2 separate regions of the Homo sapiens genome follow, and region 1 is linked to region 2. The links are chromatin loops, found by intact Hi-C in ENCODE. Cell type or tissue: heart left ventricle. All regions are shown on one strand. Links, peaks and the distances in the headings refer to the core of each region. The heading gives the core; the rest is flanking DNA. Region 1 has its middle 45 kb from the start of KDM3A. Region 2 overlaps RNF103-CHMP3 (RNF103-CHMP3 readthrough).

Evidence for each region. Peaks named below come from ENCODE experiments on the same cell type or tissue, not always from the same donor. Only the 100,000 strongest peaks of a DNase experiment are listed, where the experiment ranks them.
Region 1: a loop joins it to region 2, with 4 times the contacts of the local background. A loop is called at or near these places in 2 of 110 quality-filtered maps.

The regions. Positions count from the first base shown.
Region 1 is chr2:86,393,882-86,399,267 of GRCh38, forward strand. No RefSeq gene overlaps it. Among named protein-coding and RNA genes, the nearest start is that of KDM3A, 45 kb to the right of the region's middle. In heart left ventricle, for the core only: a CTCF peak has its summit at 2,736; no DNase peak of the experiment used is centred there; H3K27ac peaks cover 2,067 bases.
Region 2 is chr2:86,700,790-86,706,175 of GRCh38, forward strand. The region is part of intron 1 of RNF103-CHMP3 (RNF103-CHMP3 readthrough); the gene reads right to left. Among named protein-coding and RNA genes, the nearest start is that of RMND5A, 17 kb to the right of the region's middle. In heart left ventricle, for the core only: a CTCF peak has its summit at 3,048; DNase peaks (open chromatin) are centred at 3,145 and 3,972; H3K4me3 peaks cover 595 bases; H3K27ac peaks cover 2,909 bases.

The DNA.
Region 1 (5,386 bases), core at 191-5,190, 310 kb before region 2:
ATTAGATAATGCCCAGTTCACAATGGACAGTTTGAGTTGCCTAGCTTGCCATAGTCAGGATTCAGACTCTATCAGGGACTAAATTCAGCCTTGTTCTGGGAATTGGTGCCTAGGTCTTGTGGTTTCATGGGGTTTTCTGGACTCTCTAAAGTTGGCACAGGGCTTCCTGTATGCAAAAGAAATCCCTACACTAAAGACTTCCCTGACATGATTGTGTTGCTGCATAAACTGTGATAATAATGACTAACCTGACTTTCACTTTTATTTAGTTAAGCTTCATAACAATTTGGTGAAGTAGGTTTTATGTTCTCCATTTAATCAGAAGAGAAAAACCTTGATACAGCTCTAGAGGTTAAATGCCTTGTCTGAGGCTACATGGCTCACAAGTGGTGACAGCTGGAGTCAGACTGCCAACTGCAATACTGTCCCCTTGGCCACCCGAAGTAGCTTCCCAAAGGCATATTTATATCAGCCACCTGCAGAGTCCTTTCAGTGCACAGAGACAAATTAGATTCATCTAGCCTGGGCCAAGGTATAGGGCATAGAGTAGGGTAGGTAAAGGCAAGGATATCAGTGGGTCTTGGTACAGGATGATTTTGTTGAATTCCTAAGGACCACATTCTCAATGGTGATGCCCACATTATAATATATACTGAAGCAATTATTGATAAAATGATATAATTTCTAAAATTTGCTTTAAATTAGCCAGGAAGAGAGAAACCAGTGATGAAATAAGATTGGCCATGTGTTGATAACAGTTGAAGCCTAGTGATGAAAATATAGTTCATTATACTGTTTTTCCACATACTAAAAAGTAAAAAATATATTCTATTCACCATGGCAGACCACATTATGGGCCATGCACCTATCTTAGCAAGTTTAAAACAACAGAAACTACACAATATCTGCTCTCAGACTACAATAGAATTAAATCAGAAATTGATAAAAGAAAGATAGCTAGGGCCGGGCACGGTGGCTCACGCCTGTAATCCCAGGACTTTGGGAGGCTGAGGCGGGTGGATCACGAGGTCAGGAGTTCGAGACCAACCTGGTCAACATGGTGAAACCCCATCTCTACTAAAAACACAAAAATTAGCCAGGCATGGTGGCACGCACCTGTAATCCCAGCTACTCGGGAGGCTGAGGCAGGAGAATTGCTTGAATCCAGGAGGTGGAGGTTGCAGTGAGCTGAGATCATGCCACTGCACTCCAGCCTGGGTGACAGAGCAAGACTATGTTAAAAAAAAATCATTATTTTGTTGTAAATCCAATATTGTTTTAAATTATTTAAATGTCACTTTAAATGTTGTTATAAATCCAGTTCTCTTCACTCCGCATCAAACAAGGCAAGGTGTGATCACACAGACTATTTGGGGGTGGGTGGCTGTGGGTCGTCATCTCCACAGTGCTTGGTTTCTCTTCTCAAATCTACAGCTTGGAGTAGGTTGATTTCCCTGCCTGTTTCCCAGGGAAGCGTTGCACTACCCATATGGCAGCTTTCTCATACTCCCTGTCTGCATTCCTCTGTTTCCCTAAATGAATGGAATATCTTGGATGAACTACTGCAAGGTCCTTTGGGTCTCTCCCACACAGTTTTGGCTCACTGCAACCTCTGCCTCCTGAGTTCAAGCGATTCTCCTGCCTCAGCCTCCTGAGTAGCTGGGATTACAGGTGCCTGCCACCACACCTGGCTAATTTTTGTATTTTTAGAAGAGACTAGGTTTCACCACGTTGGCCGTGCTGGTCTCGAGCTCCTGATCTCAGGGGATCTGCCCGCCTCGGCCTCCCAAAGTGCTGGGATTACAGGCATGAGCCACCACACCTGGCCCGATAATTCTTTACTCCTAGAACTAACTTCCCAAGATGTACTATACACACACTCACTTCCCCCAACCCCCACTCAACATACACATACACAAGACTCACTTACTGCCCCATTCCCTGGAATTGGTAGCCTCTATCTCCAGAAATATGGGATGTGAGAATGGAGGGTATAAAAGAGAAGGGAAGTGTACAAAAAATGCACAAAGTGCATAAATAAATATCCAAGGGATTTAGAGGGTGGATTAAATGCCAGCTTTTGTTCTTCCTATGTTTTGTGTGTCTGAGCCCAAGGACAAAACCTAGATGGAAGAATCAAGCTTGCTTACTTACATCCAGCACTCAGAAGGCAAAGCTGGGGTTCGTACCAGGAGCTGTAGCTTGGGTGCTTTCCTCAAAATGGTTATATCTGCCTCATAATCAGATCCCAATTTATCTGTCTATTGATTGCCTGTTGGTCGTAGTTTTCAGTGCTGCTGCAAGATCTGGTTATTTTCTTCATCTTCGTGGACAAAACACTGGAGGCAGTATTTTGAGGACTGCTACTCCTTCCCATGCTATTCAATAAATCTCCCCCAGTTCAGTCAGAAACACTGAGAAGTTACCCTGTGCCAAGCCCTGGATCAGGTGGCACAGGCTCCATGATCATTGTGTATGGGTGAGCTCATAGTCTAGAGCCAGTGCCAGCCGTGGGACTCGGTTAATGCCTCAGCAAACCTCCTGGCTCTCTGCCCCCCACCCCCTTCGCCCTTCGCTGACTTTCCCTTCATGACCCTGGTCTTTCCGTTGTGCCCGTTTCTATTTGCATAGACAAATACTTTAGCTATGCACCTATCTTGATTCTAGAAACTTAGGCTGTGTTTCAAGAAATGGATTGTTGTGGTCTCCATTTTGCCTCTGGAGCAGTGCATAGTCCACAGGGAGGCAGCATAGTCCACAAGCCAGGGTCCATGCTGAATTCCAGATAGAGATAGCAGCTGTGTGGCCTTGAGCTTCATGTCTCCAGCTCCCTCATCTGTCAAATGGGGATAATAATGTGCACCTGATAGAATTTTGTGGTAAGAAAATGAGAGGAAATATATTACAACACAAAGCACAGTCCCTGAAACAAAATGAAAGCTGTATAATACTCTTTTTCTTCCCCATCTTATACATAATGTGAAAACATTCCCTAAAAAACTTGGTTTTGGTCGGGCGTGGTGGCTCATGCCTGTAATCCCAGCACTTTGGGAGGCCAAGGCGGGTGGATCATGAGGTCAGGAGATCCAGACCATCCTGGCTAACACGGTGAAACCCCGTCTCTACTAGAAAATACAAAAAATTAGCTGGGCGTGGTGGTGGGCACCTGTAGTCCCAGCTACTCGGGAGGCTGAGGCAAGAGAATGGTGTGAGCCCGGGAGGCAGAGCTTGCAGTGAGCCGAGATTGCGCCACTGCACTCCAGCCTGGGCAACAGAGCGAGACTCCATCTCAAAAAAAAAAAAAAAAAAAAAAAAAAGAAAGAAAAAACAACTTGGTTTTGCCAGTATGACCTGTGAAGCTTTTCTGTATTCCTAGAAAAGAGTATTGTGTGAGTTGGATGACTGTGTGTGTGTGTGCACGTACACTCGGTCACACATGCACACTCTCCAGGTCTGCTAAATGGGGAATGCTAAAGTTAGTCTATTTTTGTTTGTTTGTTTGTTTGTTTGTTTGAGATGAGGTCTCACTCTGTCTCCCAGGCTGGAGTGCAGTGGCGTGATCTCAAGATCTCCTCCTGGGCTCAAGTGATTCTCACACCTCAGCCTATCAAGTAGCTGGGATCACAGGTGCACACCACCATGCCCAGCTAATTTTTGTATTTTTTGGTAGAGACAGGGTTTTGCTATGTTGGCCAGGCTGATCTCAAACTCCTGAGCTCAAGCGATCCTCCCACCTTGGCCTCCCAAAGTGCTGGGATTATAGGCATGAGCCACCATGCCTGGCCACCAAACTTAGTCTGTGTGTGTATGTGAGTATGTGATGTGCATATGCTCGTGCACACTTGCATGCCTGTCTTGGAGAAAAGAAATGACTCAGTTAAATTTGATTCGGATAATTGTCTAATAAATTAGTCTTTAATCAATCAGCAGGTCTTCCTAAAACCCTCACTTGCTCTAGATGCCAAGAGGCACAGATTGATAGAAAATATATCTTCTGCCTACAAGGATTTGCTGGTCAAAACTCTTTAAATTAGCTTAGGCACAAGGGTAAAATGTATTGGCTCAGGGAGAAAGACTATAGAAAGAGTAGGTTCAGCTGGATCCAGGGCTTAAACCGCCAGGACTCTCATACTGTCCTTGGGGCTCTGTTCTTATCTCCTTGCTAGCTTTGTTTTCTTAGACTGGCTTCTCCATAAGATAAGGGATGTGGCCGTGGGCAGTCCCAGCATTACATCCACACCGTGTGCAACCACAGCTCTCCTTTCCAAGTTTGAATGATAAAAATCTAACAAGAAAACTCTGATTGGCCAGGCTTAGGTCATGTGTCAATTCCCGGCCCAAACCAAGCCCTTGGGAGTTAATACTCCACTTGTGTCACCTGCATTCACTGGTGGCCAGAACACAGAGTATCACAAATGGCAGACTCATGTGGCTAGGGGGCAGTTTCCCGGAAGAAGGATGTTGCTATTATGAGCAGATGAGATAAATAATTACCTACGACACAGATGCATGCTAAATTTTGCAGTGGAGGAAATTAAGTCAGTGAAATAGTAAGTCGGTATTTTTTGAATTCTATTTTGATGGTGTCGGTGATATATTTATATAACTTTTACCCAGTTGGAACAAGCTATTTGCTTTTTGATAATATAAATGAACCACTTTAGTCAAAGTTTCATAAAAAAGGTATATTGATCCAGTTATTTTCAGCAAATTACTGTGGTTTTACAGCTCAATGCATGCCCATGAGATGAGTATTTTCTCATTTACTTTATAGTAACCTTTGTTAAGAGACTTATTAAGTCATAGCTTGTGGTACAAAGAATTTAAGTCATCTCTCCTCTCTATTCCACAAATGTCTAGGGCTTCTTTCTTTTTTGACCACTAATGCCTATAATTTCCAGTATTAATATCTTCTGACATGAACACGATAACATGAATCTACTAGATATAAACAGATGTAACAGCCATGGAATCCATTAGTGATGCTTTCAGAAAAAGAAATTTGGGATCCCAGGATCTGTCCCAACATTTGTAATATCTTGGGATAGGACCAGAAATTATGCAAGACTAAATAGAAGGCATGGATGGTCTTGGACTTACATATGGACTCAACTTACTGAGGTGGTGGTGAAATGGGGAGAGAGTGAATGAGTCAAGAATTGCAGAGACAAGATCAAGAGGCCTTGGCAACTGCTTGGGAAGGGGAACAAAGTAGAGGGAGGAGCCTGAGATGACACTGAAGTGGGGTGGAGGAGCAACTCACAGAACTAGGAGACAGGGAGGGGAAGCAGGTTGGAGGAAGAGTCCATTCCAGACACGGTGAAGACGAGCTACCAGGATTTGTTGGTAATATGGGAGATTTGTTGGTAATGCGAGATTGAAGCTC
Region 2 (5,386 bases), core at 260-5,259:
TTATATGGAGAAATGAGAGTGAGAAAAGTGAGAGTGCGGTTGGAAAAATATGTGACAAGCTGCCCAAGGAAGATTGAAAAAATCTTGTCACTGTTTTTACAATTTCTTTCAGAAGCATGTAGATATTTTACTTCTGAGTCTCAGGAGCAGTCATATAAAATTCTTCCCAGAAAAAGTAGTAAATTTGACAAACTGCCAACAAAAGGACTTAGTCTAAGTAAAACTTCAGGAAATTTAGAAAATTATAGAGTTTTAGAGGGCATTAAGAAACCATGAGGAAAGAAATCCATATGTGTCATAGAATATATACACACATGCATATACACACACATGCACACTCATGTATAATATTTTTAGTAAGATACTCTAAGGAAATATTGGCTTGGCCGGGCACGGTGGCTCACGCCTGTAATCCCAGAACTTTGGGAGGCCGAGGCGGGTGGATCACCTGAGGTCAGGAGTTCGAGACCAGCCTGGCCAACATGATAAAATCCTGTCTCTACTAATAATACAAAAAAAATTAGTCAGGCATGGTGGTGTACACCCATAATCCCAACTACTCAGGAGGATGACGCAGGAGAATCACTTGAGAGGTGGAGGTTACAGTGAGCTGAGATGGTGCCATTGCACTCCAGCCTGGGCAATAAGAGTGAGACTCTGTCTCAAAAATATATAGATAGATAGATAGATAGATAGATATAGATATAGATAGATAGATAGATAGATAGATAGATAGATAGATATAGGCTTTAGGTGACTTTAATTGCAAATTGTTTTAGCTGATTTCTGTGCTGTGTTTTGGAAGTCTAACTTTGGTATAGGGTCAGGCAGAAACCCACCATTTAATTAAGGAAAGACATCTTCTGCTCCTGCACCTTTCCCAAGGATTCCAAGAAAATGTAGCACTGTTTACCACCACTTGGTAAAGTTGTACAGCATCTGCAGGACTAACTCCCCCCTTCATAGACGTATTTAATCTCCAAAGGTCTAAAATTGCAAAACAATTCTCATGATATAACAGCTTTATGGTGGACACATTTATGAAAAGGTTATATTATAGTGGTTCATACCTGTAATCTCAGCACTTTGGGAGGCTGAGGCGGGTGGATCACTTGAGGTCAATAGTTCGAGACCAGCCTGGCCAACATGGTGAAATCTGTCTGCATGAAAAAATATAAAAATTATCCAGGCGTGGTGGCACACACCTGTAGTCCCAGCTACTCGGAGGCTGAGGCAGGAGAATTGCTTGAACCCGGGAGGTGAAGGCTGCAGTGAGCCGAGATCACGCCATTGCACTCCACCCTGGGCAACAGACAGAGATTCTGTTTCAAAAAAAAAGGTTATAGGCCTGGCCTGGTGGCTCACACCTGTAATCCTAGCACGTTGGGGGCTGAGGTGGCTGGATTGCTTGAGTCCAGAAGTTCAAGACCAGCCTGGGCAGCATAGTGAAACTCTGTCTCTACAAAAAATAAAAAATTAGCGGGTATGGTGGTGCACACCTGTAGTCCCCACTACTCAGGAGGCTGAGGCAGGAGGATTGCTTGAGGCTGGGAGGTGGAGGTTGCAGTGAGTCAAAATTACGCTACTGCACTCCAGTCCAGGTGGCAGAACCAGACTCTGTCTCAAAAAAAAAAAAAAAAAAGAAAAGAAAAAAAAAGGTTATAACTAAACAGAGAGTATTTGGTGAAGAACCAGAGTAAGCAGTGACAATTTTACCTACAAGAGAAATGTAGGCGGGAGAGGTCCCAGAGGGCTCCTGTGATGTAGAGAGGCTTCAAGGAAAAGGTGTGATTTCTGCTGGGCTCTGACAGTAGGAACAGATTTGGGATTGAGAGGAAGGCACTAGATTAGCAGAGGAGCTGAGGGGAGCACCAAGAACAGTGTGAACAGACAAAATGAGGCAATGAATTTAGATCAGGAGTAAAGGCTTATGCCGGGAAGTAATTTCCAGAACCAATGGATCAGTTGAGAGAGACAAGGAAGGTTATTGGGTTTAATAAATGGGCAGTGCATGGAGACCCCTGGAGGTGCTATTTCAGCAGATTAGTCATCTATGGACAGAACTATTTATTATTTATAATAAACCATTTGATTTTTTTGTGAATAAATTCCTTCATAGTTTTTTATGAAAAATAATATTTTATCCTAAAGATCCCTACTGGAGGACTTTATTGCTTTTTTTTGGCAGGATAAGGTACAAGGATTTTTATCCCTGATAGATGAAGTAGCTTGAGAAGCTCCCCTTATTTCAGTAATTTAAACCTAAAAACCTTTGTCTTCAAATCCTTGTTTAAAAAGAGGAAAACCATTTTCTGGCCCACTAGACCAGTAACAACCAAAAAAAAAAAAGATTTCAGTCATTATGCCATCGAAATATACACCTTGAGCAGACCTGTAGACTTTAGGTTCATTTCCTTCAATTTGCTTCAAGGCATTGAACTCAACTCTTCATTGAAAAAGCTGTTGCAGACCCAAGCCAGAGGATCCCGGCAAAGTATGAATAGTTGGTTCTGTGGCTTTTGCTTATGCCTTGGAAAATCATGGAGAGGAGGGTTAGAGAGAAAAGGGCACATGGTACTATGTATACCTACTCTGTTTTTCTTCCATATCACGGGGTGTAGACACTAAGACTGAATGCGCCCATATCTAGGGATTGGAGAAGTACCCCGGATATGATTGGATGAGAAATGATCTATTTCAATGCAATAATGTGTTTTAGCTGATTGTACATTATTGGATAACCATGATCGGGGTTGATTTGGAAAAAGGTGTATAAATTATCCATATTCCTTGCAATTGTGAACCCAACAGTAAACAGAATTATATGAACGAGCTTATTAAAATTTAAAACATAAAATGAGGTTTTACCTTCTGATCTCTTGCATCTTTGCCCTTGAATCAAACATGGATGTGAAATAAAATGATGCATGTTTAAAATGTAGTTATTAAATTCTCCAACTATATCAGTGTTGGAGGCCAAAAGAATGAGGGTTGTGATTAACTCAGTATACCACTGGAGGCTATATGAGTAAACAGCAAACTGTTCTCATAAAGGCAGAATGTTGGCAAACTGACAAATTGCGTCTGCCACCCAGAGGGAACGCTGAGTGCAGTCACGCCTCAGGCGCAAGTGTTTCTTGTGATTAGGCACATCTGAAGCCTGTTAGCAATAATGGGAACCTATGATCAATCAAGCAGCTGACGGATCGCTACCTCCTCCTCCCTGCTCTTTCTATCCAATAAATACGGAGGGCTGTGAAAGCTCAAGGCCCTTGCTCACTAGAAGCAAGGAGCCCCCGACCCCTTCTTTAAAATAGATTCTTTTGTCTTAAGTTTTCATTTCTGCGTTCGTCCTCTTTCATTCAGTCCCGTAGTAACTGTCACAAGCGGCGTTTGTCCTCCTTTGTTCAGTCTCGTAGTGACTGTTACATATTAGGGTATACAAAATTACAGCTAAGAAAAAAATCTTATTCTTTATTGTATTTTTATGGAATTTTATTCATATGGCTTTAGTTTTAGAGACATGAGTTTCTATACTTCTCTTTCATAATGAAGATTACCCTTTTCCTTTTGTTCAAATCAATAAGAAAAAGTGGCTGCAGTTACAAATAAGTTACAGTCACCTACATACAATGGGATGAGGCTCTGGGGGACTTCAGGAGGCAGTGAGTATATTGTGCATGTGGAATGTGAATCACGGGGGTCAGAAGGTAGACTGGGGTAGGCAGCCCCCAGATGGCTCCCAGTGACAGCAGCCTCCTCTTATTCTTGTTCTTGTATAATTCCCTCACATTGATTGTGGCCTGGATCTAGTGACTCGCTTCTAACAAATAGAATGCCAGAAAGGTGAGTCACTTCTGAGATTAGGTTATAAAAATAGGGTGAAGTCTATCTTGCTCTCTTGCTTGCTTATTCTGAGGGGGGCCAGCTGCCTTGTTGTAAGCACCCCACGGACAAGCCCTATGTGGCAAAGAACTGAGAGTGGCCTCTGGCCAACAGCTAGTGAAGAACTGAGGCTGAATCTAACAACCCATGAGGACTTGAATCCTGCCAACAACCACGTGAGTGAGCTTGAAAACAGATGAAGCCTTCAGATGACTGCAGGCTCAGCCAACACCTTAATTGCATCCTGTGAGTGACCCAGCTAAGCACTCCCAGATTCCTGACCCACCTGTGAGACAATGTTAAGTCAAGTTTTGGAGTAAGTTTGGAGTAATTTACAGCTTAATTTACACAGCCCTCAAGTAGCATATGGTCTAATTAAGTAAACTAAGCACATAAATAATAGCTAACAAGTATAATATTTACTATATGCCAGAGATTCTTCTAAGCATTTTACATTTAGTTAATCATTAATCATTTTTATTTATTTATTTTTTGAGACGGGGTCTCACTCTGTCACCCAGACTGGAGTGCAGTGGCGTGATCACTGCTCACTGCAGCCTCAAACTCCCCAGGCTCAGGTAATCCTCCCACCTCAGCCTTCCAAGTAGCTGGGAATACAGGTGCGTGTCACCACACCCAGCTAATTTTTGTATTTTTTGTAGAGATGGGGTTTCGACATGTTGCCCAGGCTGGTGGTCTTGATCTCCTGAGCTCAAGTGATCCACCCACCTCGGCCTCTCACAGTGCTGGGATTACAGGCATGAGCCATCACTCCTGGCCAATCATTAATCTTTATTTCTTTTTTCTTTTTCAGACAGTGTCTTGCTCTGTCACCCAGGCTGGAGTGCAGTGGCATGATCTCAGCTCACTGCAACTGCAACCTCTGTCTTCTGGGTTCAAGTGATTCTCCTGCCTCAGCCTCCCGAGTAGCTGGGATTACAGGCTTCCACCACCATGCTCGGCTTATTTTTTTTTTTTTTTTGTACTTTTAGTAGAGACGGGGTTTTGCCATGTTGGGCAGGTTGGTCTCAAACTCCTGACCTCAAGAGATCTCCCCACCTTGGCCTCCCAAAGTGCTGGGATTACAGGTGTGAGCTACCGTGCCCAGCCAATCATTTCACCTTTATGACAACTCTATTAGGTATTATTACTATCACCATTTTATAAAGAAATTAAGGCAACATGAGGTTAAATAACTTGCTCATGGTCACACAGTAGAGCTGAGTGTCAAACTCAGTTTGGTGCCGGATTTCACGTTCATTTGTACTGCCTCTTGCCATTTCATATACCGTAATAGAAGTATGTACGCTTTGTGGAAGTACTACAGCATGGAGAATGATTGTATCTGTAGGATAAAAGGGTCAGAAGATTTGCAGAGACTTAAGTAGGATTTGAAAGATGGAGGAAAGGGATTCCAGTCAGATGGAATAGCATATGTTAAGGTATGGGGGCACAGACTGACTGTTACTATTCCTTTCAAATGTTTGTAATCAGGTAGTGT